Regions from separate parts of the Mus musculus genome. Here region 2 is linked to region 1. A link is a loop called in an ENCODE intact Hi-C map of the cell type or tissue named here. Cell type or tissue: left cerebral cortex. All regions are shown on one strand.

The links. Peaks named below come from ENCODE experiments on the same cell type or tissue, not always from the same donor. Only the 100,000 strongest peaks of a DNase experiment are listed, where the experiment ranks them.
Region 2: a loop joins it to region 1, with 3 times the contacts of the local background. A loop is called at or near these places in 5 of 42 quality-filtered maps.

Annotation. Positions count from the first base shown.
Region 1 is chr9:56,195,950-56,203,949 of GRCm38, forward strand. It overlaps Peak1 (pseudopodium-enriched atypical kinase 1), which reads right to left. Exons shown (of 7, transcript NM_172924.3): 7 at 5,177-8,000. Among named protein-coding and RNA genes, the nearest start is that of Tspan3, 39 kb to the left of the region's middle. In left cerebral cortex, a CTCF peak has its summit at 4,897 (motif pointing right); a DNase peak (open chromatin) is centred at 4,897.
Region 2 is chr9:56,607,695-56,615,694 of GRCm38, forward strand. It overlaps Gm26868 (a long non-coding RNA gene), which reads left to right. Exons shown (of 3, transcript XR_001779179.2): 2 at 4,323-4,527. Among named protein-coding and RNA genes, the nearest start is that of Gm26868, 5.0 kb to the left of the region's middle. In left cerebral cortex, no CTCF peak of the experiment used is centred here; DNase peaks (open chromatin) are centred at 3,443, 4,535, 4,961, 5,302 and 1 more place.

The sequences.
Region 1 (8,000 bases):
TCCTGTTTAATTGCCCAGACATAAGCTTAACAGTCACTAGTGCTGGGCACCAGCCCTAAAATGAGCGCTGTCCATTTGATAGATGATGGGATGCCAGCAATATGATCTTCATTTAAAAGGAGTCAGAGTCTGGGACATGGGCAGCTGACAATACATTAGTGGAGGGTCATTTCTGAATGGGGACCAGGCAGGTCAGCTCTAATCTCCCAACTGTCTAGCCAAGCTGACATCTGACTGGAAATGCTACTCAAATGCTGTTAAGGCATGCCATCCTAACGCCGCCTTAGTTTTTCATTTCTCTCACTTCCAGGAAGGTTAAACTTGGATTTTCCCGACTTGTCTACCCTGCCTCCTGGTAGCTTATGTTCATAATAATTTACATGGGCTCTTTATAACTCAGGATTTTAAGGCTGTGACTGCTGTGTTTGTTCAAAAAGCTTTCCTGGTTATTTACTTTTCAATTTGCTTTCTAATGTTTTCAGTGGGCAGAGGTTTATCATCTTTAGTCAAAGCCATTGATCTCCTTTCAGATGCCTCCCACTGCCTTTTAGCTTAGAAAAATCCTTTTTTGACACGAGATGAAACGCATATTGACTTAAAATTCTTTATAGTTCTTAGGGACTCTTTTCTTCTTTTCTTTCCTCAGTGGTGTGATGTGATTGGGTTTGTATGGGTCTACAGTATGCAGACTAATTATTGTCTGAACAGCCACATAGTTGTAAAGAGCATATTGGACACTTTCTTGCCTATATTTAGTTTTGGCGGACCCTTCACTCTAGGTCACCTATGCTGTTATGCATGTTCTGTCCTTCCACACGCATGTGCTGGCTAGTTTTATGTCAACGTGACACACGATACAGTCATCTGAGACGTGGGAGCCTCAATTGAGAAAATGCTTTCATAATATTGGCCCTCAGGCAGGCTCATAGGGCATTTTCTTAATTAATGATTGGTATGGGAGGGCCCAGCTCATTGTAGGTGGGGCCACCCCTAGGCTGGTGGTGCTGCATTCTATAAGAAAACAGGCTGGCTAGCCATGGGGAGCAAGCCAGTAAGTGACACTCCTCATGGCTTCTGCATCAGCTCCTGACTTCAGGTTCCTGCCCACTTGAGTCCCTGCTCTCATTGCTTTAGATGATGAACTGATACACGGAACTGTGAGTCAGATAAACCCTTTCCTCCCCAAGTTGCTTTTGGTCATAGTGAGTCACCACAGCAACAGTCACCTTGGCTAAGACACCGTTCCCTAGGGTTTTATTCATCAAACCATTTCTAATGAGTCTCTTCACTTCCACACAATTCCTAAGAATCGTCTACTCACTCTTCCAAGCGACTTGGAGAACCATTTTGTAATTCCTACTCCTAGCAAAAATCTGATATTCTAAATCCAAATTTCATGGAGATACTTGAGAGAAAATCTACTGGCTTGTCTCTGCAGTTCTCATGCTGTAGCTCTCAAAAGGTTTCTCGTTCTTCATATTTTATTTCTTCATGTCCAACTTTTGAATTTCATTTTAAAAAATGGTGCTAGGAATCAAATACAGGGCCTTGAACATGCCAGGTAAGTGCTGTGCCCAGAGCTGTTTTTCCAGCCCCTCCGATTTAACTGTTCAGCCATCAGTCAGTTTGCGACTGAATGCCCAGAGTAGAAATGTTAATAAAATTCTTATGTTGTATACATATTACTATTTGTAGCGAGAAAGCTGCCTTTCAAGAGGCCTGCCATACTGTCAGTGAGCAAAGCAGTAGGCAGAATCCTGGCCATAGAAAAGTATTACTGTTTTGTAAGTAGAACCCTACAAAGGTGTAAGGGTCAGTGTGTGTGTGTGTGTTATAGTTAGGTAAACATGGAGATACAGGATGATAGTTTTACAGTTTTTTTTAAAATTAATTCATTTATTATATGTAAGTACACTGTAGTTGTCTTCAGACACTCCAGAAGAGGGCATCAGATCTCGTTACGGATGGTTGTGAGCCATCACGTGGTTGATGGGATTTGAACTCAGGATCTCTGGAAGAGCAGTCAGTGCTCTTAACCGCTGAGCCATCTCTCCAGTGGTAGTTTTATAGTCTTAATTGATGTCCATGTCTATGCAGGAAATGGAAGGGTTGTGTTTGTGTGTGTGTGGGGGGGGGGGGGGGCAGATTACCCTATAACTACAGAAAGGAAAAACAGAACAGTTGGCTACCAGTTTTCTCCTTAGTTGTTACTTTGGTACAGAAACTAGGGGGAACTGAAAGCAATGGATTCCTTCTGGATTAATGATTAGGGTTTCTTACAAAATAAGGCACTTCCCACCTGTGGGGTAGCTGTGTGCCTGGTGCCTGGCTGGCCACAGTTCAGTTGGGCTCTCTGCATTTACCTCTTCCTTCCCTCTCTCTCTGCCATGCCAAGGAGCCTTGGTTGCCAGTGCATCACCGTGAATACCTATCCATTGGAACAAAACCAGGCTACAAGATAAAGGCTTATAATACACTGGTTAGCAAGTTGGCCAAGCTTTGACCCTGTCGGAGTTGGGATCAGCACATGGCACCAATAAGCAGAAAACTGAAAACAAACCGAAAAGTTTCCTTTAAGCCTCTCCAATGCCCTCAGGGCACCTTCCCCGTTCTCCTAGTTTTTCCTGTTCTGGTGTCCTGGAGGCACAGCTGGCAGCAGCGAGGTGGATGAGAAAGCTCCACACACAAGATCGTGCAGCTTTCGGTTCAAATCACTGTTAACAATGCAAAGGGGCGAATCTCTCATCTGAGAAATGATGGAACCGTCATATGGGTGGTTGGGAACACATCAATCCAGCAGGCTGTGTGTGTGTGTGCACCTGCATGAAACTGTTAATTCTGAGGTGCAGGTTGGGGCTCTTTGGAACAGTGTACCTCTGTATATTGTTCTTGGAAGTGGCTACTTGTCCTGTCTTTGGGAGGCCAAAGAGGAAGAAGAGTCTGTGAGAGAAGCCAAGCTCAGACCCTCCTGCTATGGAGGGAGAGGTGCCCACGGCCAGACTCTGTGCTAGCATCAGGTGGCATCTGTGGTACCAGGCAGGTTAAGACTGGGGAGAGATGATCCTCTATGGCTGCTGGAGTCTGAATGGATCAAAATGGGAGTGGGGGTGGGGTTGGATTTGCGGTTCAAGAGCTGGGGTGCGGGAGGAAAGGGAGAAGAGAGAACAGGAGACAAAAGGGCAGAAAGCAGGTTTGAAGACACGGAGGGAGAAGTTAGACATCCATGTCCTACACTTCCAGACAGTGGGGCAAAGAAAGTGAGCGCGATCATGGATCTCCTGGAGCTGGACTTACAGGTGCTTGTGATCCAACTAACATGGGAGCCACATCTGGGTCCTTTTCAAGAGTAAATGCTCTTAACCCATATTCATCTCTCCAGCACTGCCTGGAGGTTTTGGCTCTCCCTTTGATTCTGGCTCAAGCCTGGATTAGCAGTGGGTGGTGGGGACTGACATATAGGAGGCCCCTGTACTGTGCCCTGCCTCCACAGGTGAATTTCCTTCCTCTCTAGAGGTTCCTAGATGCTTTGCTTATAGATTTCCCAGAGGCCTCCAGTTTTGCTATTTTAAAAGATAAATGTTATTCTCATTGTGTTATAGCCATGTTATCCTGAAGCTTTTATTTTAAAATTATGTGCTATATATGTCTGTGTGTGTGGGCACTGGGAGATGGAGTTCCAGGCAGTTGTGAACTACCTGACATGGGCACTGGGTACCTAACTCTGGTCCCGCACAAGAACAATATGAACAGTGTTAACTGGAGATCATTCTTCACTCTGGGGTCATTTTTTCATTCCTGATCCCCTGGTTCTTAGGCGGAGACTAAAGGTCCCCATGCTTTCCAGCAGCTTTCAGAGGCTTCAGTGGCTTCCAGAGGACACAGGAACCATCAATTACTGGACTGAGGGTACACATAGAGAGGGTTATCTGGTACTGAAATCCCTGTCATACTCAGACAACCTGTTTGCTCTTAAAAGTGTTTTGCACATTTGAGTTGGAGCTTAGCAACCAGCCCCTCTTCAAGCCTTGCCCAGTGTGAAATTCAATTTTTAAGTTTTAGCCATAATTGCTGTGAGCTGCCTTTAATGACAACTTGTGATCTGCCAACTGCTGCTCTTGGCTCCTAAGGTGCTAATGAAACTCCTTCCCTGGAGGAATGCAGTCTCACTTAGAGGGAAGCCTCCTGGTTGGGCTGGGGAGAGCGCACATGTAGGGGTGGCAGGGCTGCAGAGACTTGCGTATTCCAGGTAGGAAAGAAATCAGCTTCCCCATAGCATGGGTTGAAAAGTGACTCTGCAGGAATGCTGATGACAAGGGTCCATCTCCTCTAGCTGACCCTTGTCTCCCTAAACTCAGGTTAAGCCAACCATGACTGGCCTACACCTCCAGAGCCCATAATCTTTTAAGTCCCCAGAGTGGCTACTCATATAGCACTAGTGTTGGGCAGTTACACAATCATCGTACCACATTCTCTGTGACCTACACTGCTCAAGCCCAGGCTGTATGCAAAGCCTGGGCAACATCTGGTCAGTTTGTTAACTCTTCCTCCTGGATGCAGGAAACACGCTTAGAGTACACATTCATATGGAGTTTGTACCTCAGCAACATAAAACCCAAGCCTGGAAACTACCTTTCTGAGAGAACTTAAGAAAAATGTTAGCAGCATTTTTCACTGCTCACTGCCGTCTTTTTGCCTAAACCAGATGGGCTCCTTTTTTGTTACCTGTCGGCTGCCTCTGGAAGGATGTCTCCTGTGACAAATGTACCTTAAGGGCAGGCCTGATTTTGTAGATGATGGTGTACAGGCTTGTCTCCGCAGCCTGACTTCCTGCTGGAGGAGTCAGTTAAATCAGCTGCCGCCAAGCCTCTCTAACCAGGCAGTCTGCAGTGTCTGGACACCAGGGGGCGATCTTACCCAGCAAACCTGAGGAGTTAGCCACTTGCTCTTGGAGCCCCCCTTTTCTCAAATTACAGAGGCACTGAAGAGAAAAGAGTCTGTCGGTAAGAAATGGAGTCCAGAGGGCAGAGGGCATGCTGGCGAAAAGCTACCTACTGTAGCCTGTTTTAAGAACAGGAAGGCATCTTGGGAATGAATACGAGAGCTGCATCTACAGTTAGACCCACGCCAGCACGCCTCTATGGACAAGCCACCGGAAGGACATGCACTTCAAGTCTGGTTTTTAGTGTATATTAAACAGAATTTATTTACACAGTAACGTGAGGCCACAGAATACACAGCAAAGTACCACAGCAAACCAAAGGGAGGCGCCACTGGTGACACAGGGACCTGTTATTGATTCATACAATTGTAAAAATACGAGAGGAGATGGGTAAAGGGCCGAAGGAAGAGAAACAAGATTTCCCAAAGCAGAATGAGGGCAGTGCCATGGAGAATTAGTGATATTAGAATAAGGACTGTCATGATTCAATTCACTGAGACAGGTGACATCTTGCTTCTGCCTCCACCTCCCAACAAAATGCCCTCTGTGTCATGAACAGAAAACCCAGCCCAGTGTCTATACACACCGCTCTCCAGAACTGGTCAGGGATGGGAAATAAGGAAGGAACAACTTGAGTAGGCTTCCTGAAGCTGTGTGGTTTAATCTTTCAACAACACTACATTGAAGCCATAGGGCTGGCTCGACATTCAAGTTACCAAGAGTGCAGACACACAGACTTGCCACAAACCAACAGGCAAAGTGGATTTTCTGTACCACAACAATGTTCATAGCAAAATATATAACTCTGCGATTCTGCTGGGTTAAAAAAAAATCCCAACCTCTTTTGATTCCCTGAAACTTTCTTGATTTAAAAAACCATGGGATGGGTGAGATGGGATGGGAAGCAGGGACAGGGACAGACATAGAGGCTGCTGAAGGGGGAATGTATAAAGGACGCTCAGAATGCAGACCCCTGTGGCCCATCTGCATGGGCAAAACGTCCAGTGGCAGCTGATGCAGAAGTCTCTAATTTAAAACAGCTGCAGGGGTAGGTGTGTAACAGCTGTATAGCACCTTAGACAGTCTGGGTACTTACATGTTAGATGATGGGGATGCTGAGTGAGAGTCATTTTTGTGGGGAGGTTCATAAAATGGTACAGTGGGTTAAGAAAATTTCCCAAGAGTTCTTTAAACAAATCTCTTGACAGCACCTCTTTTTAGGAAAAAAAAAAATCACCATAAACCCAAGCTTTGATATTACAGATGCGGTGCTCCCGTGCATAAGGTCTGGCACTAGCCAGGTGTGGTGAGAGTGCGCCGGTTAAAAGCTCCTTCTTAAGATAGCAGAGAATTTTTTTTTTTTTGCCATCTGCTCTGGCTGCTGCCGCTCCCTACACCTTTTCTTCTGACGTACAAACGGCCTGCGTGAAACTAACTAACAGAGAACCCTTCTTTTTATTTTATTTTACTGGTTTGGGGATGGACTTACCCGTTGAACACCTTGACCATGGAATGTTTGCAAACCCTTCCTCTGGCATCTGTCACAGCTCACCCCGTCATCTGAGAAGCAGCAGGATGAGGAAGGCTTGTTTTCTTTGGTATAACCTGTCTAGGGTCCTGCATTATGGCTCTTCTGACTTCCCTTGGGGCATTGGCTTTGGTCCATGGCGTCCCCACCTGTGCACCGCTGTGAGCATGAGCGGATGGACTTCGGTGCACTTGGGTTTGTCTCAGCGCAGCACTTTGGGTCTCTCAGAAAATGAGCTTCAATGAGGTAAATCTAATAACCCAGTTTTATGGGCAGCCATTCTGTTTAGTTACGAGGCTGGACCAGAATCCCAATCCTTATCCACTAGTGAGAGAAATAACAAGCATGCCAGAGCTGGCCCAGAGAGCCGAGTTCTGTCCTGTTTCCCACTGTGTGGATGCTTTATAAGCCTAGAATTACTTAGAATATAATGAAGCTTCCTAAATCCATCCCAGTTTCTGAGACTAGCCTGCATCTTTTCAGATCACTCTAGGTAAAGGCTTTGGGAAATCCTCACTGTAGGTTACCAGCTAATATTTGCTGATTTCCCAATACTGGATAAATCAAACTTGGAAAGCTTGCATGACCCACTACTGAGTGGGCTTCAAGATTGTGCATGGGGATTTTGATGGCTGAGGCTTTGCTCCTAGAGGCATGGCTTCCCAGAGCTTTAGAGTCCCATCTTCATGAACACCCTGAGCTCAGAGGCAGAAAAGGCTCCTCTAGCATGACGAAGGAAGGCTGCGCTGACTAGTTCTTGAGGGTTTCTCCTTGGCCCTCAGCACCAGCGGTGAGGGGCACTCACTCCCCCATGACCTTATCCAGTCCATGTCCTGAGAACAACCCCTGAAGCCCTCTGCTATCCGTGTGCCTTCCAATCTAACTCGGCCCTGGGGTTGGTGATTTTCAGGAACTTCATGGCCTACTCCACATGTCTATTTGATTGTTCATTTGCTCATCAGCTGCTGTCCTTTATGGTGATCTTTTGCACACTACGTGGTTGCATGCATTCCCCAAGAGCTGTCTGGGGCACGGGGGGCTATTCTCTCCATGGCTAGGTTACTATGCTAACAAGGCACTCTGAGGGACAGCGATTCTTGCTCTTGCCTGCTCTCGCCACAGTCCTGTTTCTCTAGCACCTACATGTGCCGAGAGAGAGACTGTCCATGTGGCTTAAGGGAAAGTTCCAGTGGGGCTTAGTTGTTCAAACTCTCAACAGAAATGGAAGAATCTATGGCATAGACTTTAATAGAAAAGAAAAAAAGAATCCAGTCAATACAGATGTTACTTGTGAAAACTTCAAGTGCTATACTAGTAACACTCCCAAATTCATAATATATGTATATATAAAATGTGTGTGTGTGGCTGCAGAGGGGAGGGTTTCCTTCCAGTTAGTGAGTGAATCTAAATGGAAACGTGCAGTGGCTATGACAATGTTATATGGACTGAATTTCGTTATTTTGAGAAATGCTCAGAGGACCACCTGATGGACTTCTTGCCTAGAGATGTAGTTCTTGTCTCTGCTCTGACCTA
Region 2 (8,000 bases), 410 kb after region 1:
CGCCTCCTCACATGGCTCAGGGTCACATTCACTCTGGGCTCTCCCAGATGTCTCTGACTTTGGGAGATGCTGTCTCCCATATAAAAGGGCCATGCTGTCCCTTTAATCTACAATAAACCTTCTCCTCCATACCTAGAAGCAGTCATGTTCTTTCCTTTTTGTTTCTCTTTTTCATTCATCTGGTGCCAAACCCCGAGACCAGTCATGTTCCTTTTCCTTTTTTATTTCTTGTTTTCATTCAGTAGCAAAGTCAGGAATTCTGCTGTGGCCTACAGACCTGCAACCCACTGAGAGGCAGGCTCAAGGGACCACAGAGGAAAACAGAACCAGTGTTACCTTTCTTGTAGGGACATTTCTTTGCCGGCCTCTGCTCCTCCAGGAGTCTATAAATTCTAAGAGGCCTTCCCCAGCCTCCCTCTTGACAAAACCGTATTCAAAATCCCAGGGAAGGGTTTTGATCAGCCGCGGTGGCTCAAGCAACCAGGTAGTGCTCAACAGCAAGGACACATGGAGCTGTTCAGTGTGACTCAGGTGCCCTCTCATAGAGTAGGCACATCCAGGGTAGGAAGTACTGTCAGACTGGGGTTCACTACTTACCCCAGGGGGTCAGGGTTGGGGGAAGCTCATCTCACCTATCACAGGGCCCTGTGATCAGACAGAGCGGGGCTATCCACTCTGTTTTCCCAGCACGGGAATGGGGCTGGGGTGAGATCAGGCCGGGAGGAGGACCTGAGAGAATGAACTGGCCCCTTGCTGGTGCCTGCACGGCTGGGAACTGATGCTCCGCCTCCTTTGCTGCATGGGTGTCCCTATGGCTTGGGCTGACTTCCCTCATGATTGGATGGCATGCCTAGGATGCTGATGCGGTGGGAAAGGTCCTCTGGAGGTGTTCTGATCCAGTCGGGCTGGGTCTTGCCTGGGAATCTGGATTCTTACCACATGTTCTAGAACATCAGTGTTCACAGCCTGGGGAACACTGGTTTCAGCAAGGAGAGCGAGCCTTTTATGTGGTCTGAACATGACCAGAGGAGTGGATATCCACAGTGAAAGAATAGGCATGAGAAAGTGGCTAACACCGGCTTTGAACCTTGTCTGCACATTCCGAATACATGGGGAGCTCTTCAGCTGCCTGTCGTCCAGGCAGGAGGACGTGTCTGCCCCTGACTCCATCAGGCAGCTGGAGCTGAGCCACCAGTTTTGGGAGGTGGGGAGGATCATTTTCATTCTGTCTGTATTCTCGCGTCCAGACCTTGTCCTTCCCACAGCCCAGAAGAGAAAAAGCCTTGACTGCCTCCTGGTCCTGTCCTGGCTGATTGGACCAACGGTAGACACTTGACCTAATCCTGGCCTGACAGCTCCCTCTGGGAGTCTACAGCTAAACAGGGAAGCTGGTGAGTTGTCCCTGAGGGCTGGGGAAGCTGAGGCTGCCATCTCTGGGCAACAAGCTCAGTCATGCATCCCCCTGACAGGACATCTGAGCAAGCCACCTCTACAGAGAGGGACAGGTGGCTCTGTGCAGTCACAAGCTGAGCCGAAGGGAAAGAGGAAACACTCCCTTGTCCCTGTTCGCCACACTGGCCTAGGCTTCCCCAGCGTCTGTTCAACAGGAACACCCTCTCACTGTCCCCCCACTCCCCCCCCCCCGCTCCCCCAGTCAAATGGGCTGTTCTAGCAGTCAAGTATTAAGGGAACACAGACAGCCCTGGTAGTTAACACATGAGTGGCCCAGGGCTCTTACTCCATTTCCTGAAGGGCAGTGGCTGGCACCTACTGGGCACATCTCACAAGCTTGGTACTTTTCCTGGACATGGTATCCAAGTTTGCCAACAGTCCCTGAAGGGAGAGCCATGATCTTCATTTCTTTTTCTTTTTTGCTGAGAAGAGCAGTAATGTGCCTCAGGGTGCCTGCAGATTATCGCAGAGCAGAGCAGAGGCTTAAGCTGGTGGCAGATCGCTTCCGACCGATCTCACCAGAAGCCAATTATGTAAAGCAGGGCTGAGGGCAGGTCCTGCTGTGATAAAGGAGTGGGGGGCTGCTGCTTGCCTGCCCCCTAGAGTGAGATGGGACAGGAGAGCAGGGGCGGGGGACTGAGCATTGGGGACTTTGGGCCTGTGTCCCAGGAAGGTAGCAGCAGTAGAGGAAAGAGGTGCTGCACAGTCTTGGGACCTGGGAGTTATGGCCCCTTCCATTGATTGTGGTTTCCAATCAATAGCTGATTGACAGGGCGCAGAGTACTTTGTGACTCACAGCTGCTCCTATCCTACCCTGTGATTTCTCACAATGCTTGATACTCATCTCTTCCTTAACAGGGTGAGACACACACACATACACACACACACACACACACACACACACACACAGAGAGAGAGAGAGAGAGAGAGAGAGAGAGAGAGAGAGAGAGAGAGAGAGAACCAGAGGTCAACTTTGTCATTCCTCAGGAGCCATGACCTTGTTTTTTGAGACTCTCTCTAGTCAGTGAAGGACTCAGCCTGTCTCTGCTTCCGTAGCCCCGGGTTCCAAGTGTGTCATTGCTTGAGGGTTTTTGTGGGGGGTTCTGGGGATTAAAAGCAGGACCTTATGGTTGCATAGCAAGTACTTTACCAACTGAACTATTTCCCAGCCTTCTCCCTGCAGTTTCCAATGTTTCCCATGAACCGCGGGTTTGCTCCCACCCTCCCCACCCTGCCCTCTAAGCTTCCTAAGGTAGGGTCCTGCTCATCACGTTCTTCCTACTACAACCCGTGCCTCTCAGTGACTTGTAGAAGTAGGTACTCGATGGGGGAAGTTCTAGATCAAACAACATCCCATTTCCAAGTGGGGAAAACCCAGGGAACACACAGGAATGACAGCTGAGTTGAGCTAGTACCTGACTCTATGGACCGCCCAGGGTGTGTAGAGGCATACACTGTCCTGGGACAGTGTACAAATCCAGATTGAATTAGGATGGGAAGGTCTAAAGCCTCATCCTGTAGCCAGTGCCTTTGGAGGTGGAGAACAACTCCCCTTCTGGTGGGAGCAGGTGAATCTTCCTAGAGCTGAAAGCAATGGGCCGTGAAATAGAGAATGTGCTCGCATGCAGAGCCCTGCCTAAGAGCCTGGGAGAGACCGTGCTTAATTTCAATGTAAGCACCCAGTAGGAAAATGACAATCAGGACTGCTAATTTCACCCCAATGGGACAAAATTCGTTTTGGGGTAGGGCACCTGGTGTTGGTAAAGCTCTGACTGTGTGGTGGGGACGAACCTTCCTCCTGGGCCCATGAGGCTCTGGCTTTAGTGGCCCATGATTGTTCTGCATGTTTCGAACAACGACTGGGCACTGAAAGCTGTGGAGATCTGCATGAATCATAACAGTAGGGCACACATTTATTGGCCACTTATTCTGTGCCAGACCCAGTTCTAAGGGCCTCCAAGGCACGATCTAATTCACTCCTCACAAGCTGAATGGGCAGCTTGCCACAGTTGCACAGCTGGCTGGTGGTAGAGCCAAGATTTGGACCCAGCTCTCTTGGCTGCAGACTCTGTGCTCTTAAGCCCCTATACTCAACCCAACGTCCCGATATGCTATATTTCAATGGTAAAAAGTTCAGCGTCTAGTCTTACCTGATCCCCATGTTGGCAAACCCAAAGTTAGAGGATTCATTTGTGGAAGGGCCTAGACCACGAACTGAAGTTTGCCATAAGAAGTTGTGTGTGTGTGTGTGTGTGTGTGTGTGTGTGTGTGTGTATGCATAGGTACATGTAGTCAGGGGAGAGTCAGCCAACTATGGCTTCTCTGGCCAATATGCTCACCCAAGCCCATCTAGAAAGATCAATCAGCACCATCATGGTTCATTTTCGTCTGGGTGCTCCTGAGCCATCGTTATCACTCTAGCCCCAAGTCTCTCAACCTTTAAAGAACAAGGGCCAAAGCACACAGGTCCCCAAGGAAGTATATGGATGTGGTTCCCATGACCATGCCCCCTCCCCAGTCCCTCGTAGCATAGCTAGATAGTTCAGGCTGGTTGCCTAGGATACAGTGCTTGGAACGCCCTCATTGAGGGTGAGGATGAGGAGGCTCTAGGCTGAGGCTACCATGTATGTAAATGTTACATTCAGCCTCACATGTGCGTGTGCATGTGCATATGCGTGTGCGTGTGAGCACGTATGCGTGTGTGTGTAAGGTTTTGTGTGGATGTAATCTGCTGTCCTGTCAGTGTGGGAGAATGGGAGGGGGTGCTGTACAGATGTTGAGTGCTTTGGGGTGGGTGTGTGAGCTTACTGGGGTGGGGTGTCTGTGTGTGCAGAGGTGTGCATACTCACTTTGGACTCTTTGGCCTCCAGGACTTTCCTCCTTCAGCTGTGAGATGTGTCACAAGAGCACACAACAACTCACCATTGCCCCTGGAGTGCTCTCGCCAACATTCTGCCTCAGCCTCCCTGGCCATCATCCTGTACCTGGCTTCTCTCCATGGAAACAGCATCCACCCAGAGGAGGGAGGCTTCTGTCCAACCCAGGGAGATCTAGCAAGCAAGGCGGAGCTTTCAAGTACATCTTCTTTTTAAATCAGGGCACTCAGAGATTCTGGGTCACTTTGAAAAATCTGCTATCTGTTTTTGATCCCCTCATACTGTACCCCAGCCTACCCTGCTGATGGGACTTTGGACTTCCTAGCTATCTGGATGAGAAGTCTCAGGGCGCTCTGCACAGAGCAGCATTTGAGGCAGTGTGGGAAATGGGCCAGAAGGGACACCAAGGCTGGGGAGGTGGAGGGGCCATAGCTCCCAGTTGTCCCAGGTGACTATCAGGGTAGCATGCCACCTTGAAGATGGGGATTAACGGGGCCAAGCACATGCCTGGGGAGGTTGTGATTGTTGCTTTCGTTGTCATGGGCAGGCCAGGCTGGAGCATGATGGGAAGCTGGAAACAGATAGAAGGCCCAGATGGTGTTGGCTTCTCCTAGGCTCTTGGGAAAGATAGGACCAGAGATACTTAGCAAGGTCACCCCCAAAGCATGTCCAGGTCTAGTGCTGGACCATGGACAGGTCCCAGCCCGCTCTGCCTCGCAGCACTGGGTGCTGCTGTGGATGCTGCTCTAAGTTTCCATTCAGCCGTGTTCCTTGTGTCCTTGGAGTGTCCCTTATGAAGCCGGGGAGCTGGCAGGTAATGGAGGGCCAGGCTTTACTGTGCCCATGCCTCTCTTTACGACGCCATATTTTTTTAACGACCTATGTAAATGTCTGCGAGTCAGAACAAAGTCAGGGCCTCCGGCTGCCCCCTCCCCCACTCGCCTGACCTTGTGCGTCCCAGGGGAAAGTTTTCTGAGGGCTGTGGCAGTGGTGGTAGCCTCTTTCGTGTGGCCACTTCCTGGTTCAGCTTGAGTCAGAGCAGGGACTATGGCTGACGACTTATTTTGGGACCTTGTGCCTGTCACCTCTCTTCCTGCTCCTCATCTACACAATGGAATGCAGAGCGCTTAGCACTTTCTGAAGCATCATGGTGCCGCTACACAGCCCTGGGCAGTGGTTGGGCCCTGCCCAGGGTTTCTTGTTGTCAAAACAGGTAGACCACTGCTTTAGTGCTGATCAGCCCTGGGCTCAGTGCAGTGGGCAAGGGATGGTCTCAGAGACGACCCCTGTCCCTGCTCCTCCCTGGCCTGCTCTTCCTTTGGCTTCATCTTCTTGTACCCGGGATATTCTGCAACACCACTCTCAGGAAGGTGTCTCCACAGCACAGGGGGGTTGGGGAGCAAGGATGAAGTTGATGAGCAGAGAACCAGGCATGGTCACTGCTGATGTCCTGGTTGAGGTGGTGGCTGGACTCAAAGGAGCTGAGGGAAGAGAGAGCCTGGGATTGTGCCAGGGCAGCCAGAGACCCAGTCTCTGGGTCACCAGAGGCCTCTCCAGCCTTCCCTTTGTAGTAACAGCCAGAGTTGTGAATGCAGATTATACCATAACAGGAGGACATAAATCCCTTTGCAGGCCGAGCAACCGAACTCCTAGGGGGAGCTCTGACCACCTAGGACTGCACTGCATGGCCACTGTGTCCCCAGCTCCTAATAGATGCCAAGGCCAGATTACCAGGCCTTTAGCACAGCTGCTAAACCTCCTTGTATTCTGATTAGATTTCTAGACTCTACTGAGGTGCCAGGGTGGCCTGGGAGGGTTGACTGGCATACATCGTGACCATGGGCATTGACATTCACTCTGCTCACCTACCTACACCATAGTGTGCCCGCCACCAGCACCTCATTCATCCGTGAAAGAGAGACTGCAGGAGGTAGTGTAGCTTCGTCCACTTTCACGGATGAGAAGCCTGAGTTGAGAGTGGTTGAGAATGAGTTCTGGCTTTCAAACCTACCTGGAGATGGGCCTCGCTGTCCTCTCTACCTCCTGACTCTCCAGATTTGCCTCTCACAGGGAATATGTTATCTTCAGAGTGGGATTAAAGAAGAGAATTCAGGAATGGCTTGTAGCCTATCTGTCAGCACCACCCCTGATAAACTGCAGCTGACAGAATTACTGCCCCTGCCTCTGCTGCAGCCTGCCACAGAAAGGATATTGTGGGGACCAGGGGACAGCAAAGCCAGACTGTCTCAGGAGTCCCCTACTCCTGAGAAAACTCTAGAGGCCTGTATGTATATCAACGGATGCCTCCTCCAAGGACAGAGGGACTATAGATGTTCCCACAGAGCAGCGGTTCTCTCTGTAGGTCAGTGACCCCTTTAACAAACCTCTATCTCCAAAAGTATTTCCATTACAATCCATAACAGTAGTAAAATTACAGTTATGAATTAGCAATGAAATGAATGCTATGGTTAGGGGTCAGCACAACATGAGGGACTGTGTTACAGGGTGGCAGCGTTAGGAAGGTTGAGAACCACCTCTGTAGAGGGTGACTTCCTGGGGTCTGTGGCCACTTCCTGTCTTGCTTGCCTCCAGTATGAGCAGGCAGTTTCTCCTGGCAGGTGTCAGACTCTCCTCAACTTGAAGCTGAGGAGCCAGTGATGTGCTTAGACAACAGAAGGCGCCCAGATGTTCTTATGGAACATTCTGGCTCAGGCCTCCAATGCTTGACGGCTTGTTACACTGCTGTAGAGGTGAGCCTCCAGGATGTTATGCTAGTCCGAACAGACTGTGTGGAAACAGAGACCAGCCTTCCCCAGCCTTCCCACCCTCCCCTGATAAGGCAGCAGACACCGTTAGAAGCAGCTACCTTGAATCTTTTTAGCTCCCGTCACATCTCCCTGATAGACAAACATCCCACAGGACAGAGATAGGCTGCTGTCTTCCCCAAACTCTGCACCAATTCCAGAATGGAGAGTATCATAAATGGTTGTGCTTCCAAACCACTAAGTTTTGGGAGTAGCAAAATTCTATCCCGCCCCCACCCCCTCAGTCCCTTCTGTGACACACTGGGAAGGAGTCCGGCTGGGGATTTCCTAAGGGGGATTGGAGTTAGGGAGTGACTTTCAGTCCAGTATGGACTGTTATTGCAGGAGGATACTCACCCTCTGGTGGGTCTGTGCTGTCCTTGGTTTTGTTGGTTTTATAAGGCCACAGGCTGGCCTTGAACTCATGACATTGTTGAGGGTGACCTTGAACTCTAGATCTTCCAGCCTCTACTCCTGGGATTACAGGTGTGTACCACTACACTTATTTGTGGTACTGGGGATTAAACCTTGTGCATGCTACATAAACATTCTCCCAAGTGAACTACACCCCCTACCTTTGTCCTTGTCTTGTGCCACATGAACCCTGACATCAGCCAAAGGTCTACTCTGCTTTCTTCCCTTTGTTGCCTGTGGCCCCTTCTCATCAATACTCATACGAGTGGCCCTGTCCTTCAGGGCCCTGGGCTGTTCTACCATAAGCAGGGAGACAGATACCATGTCTGCTCTCACTTGCCCATGTACTTAGGCCTCCAGGAACCATGGGGCCGAGGTAACCCAGATTGGCTTCTAACTGACCCCATTTGGAGACCCAGGACTTCTGGGTCTCGCACCAGGTCCTGCAAAATCT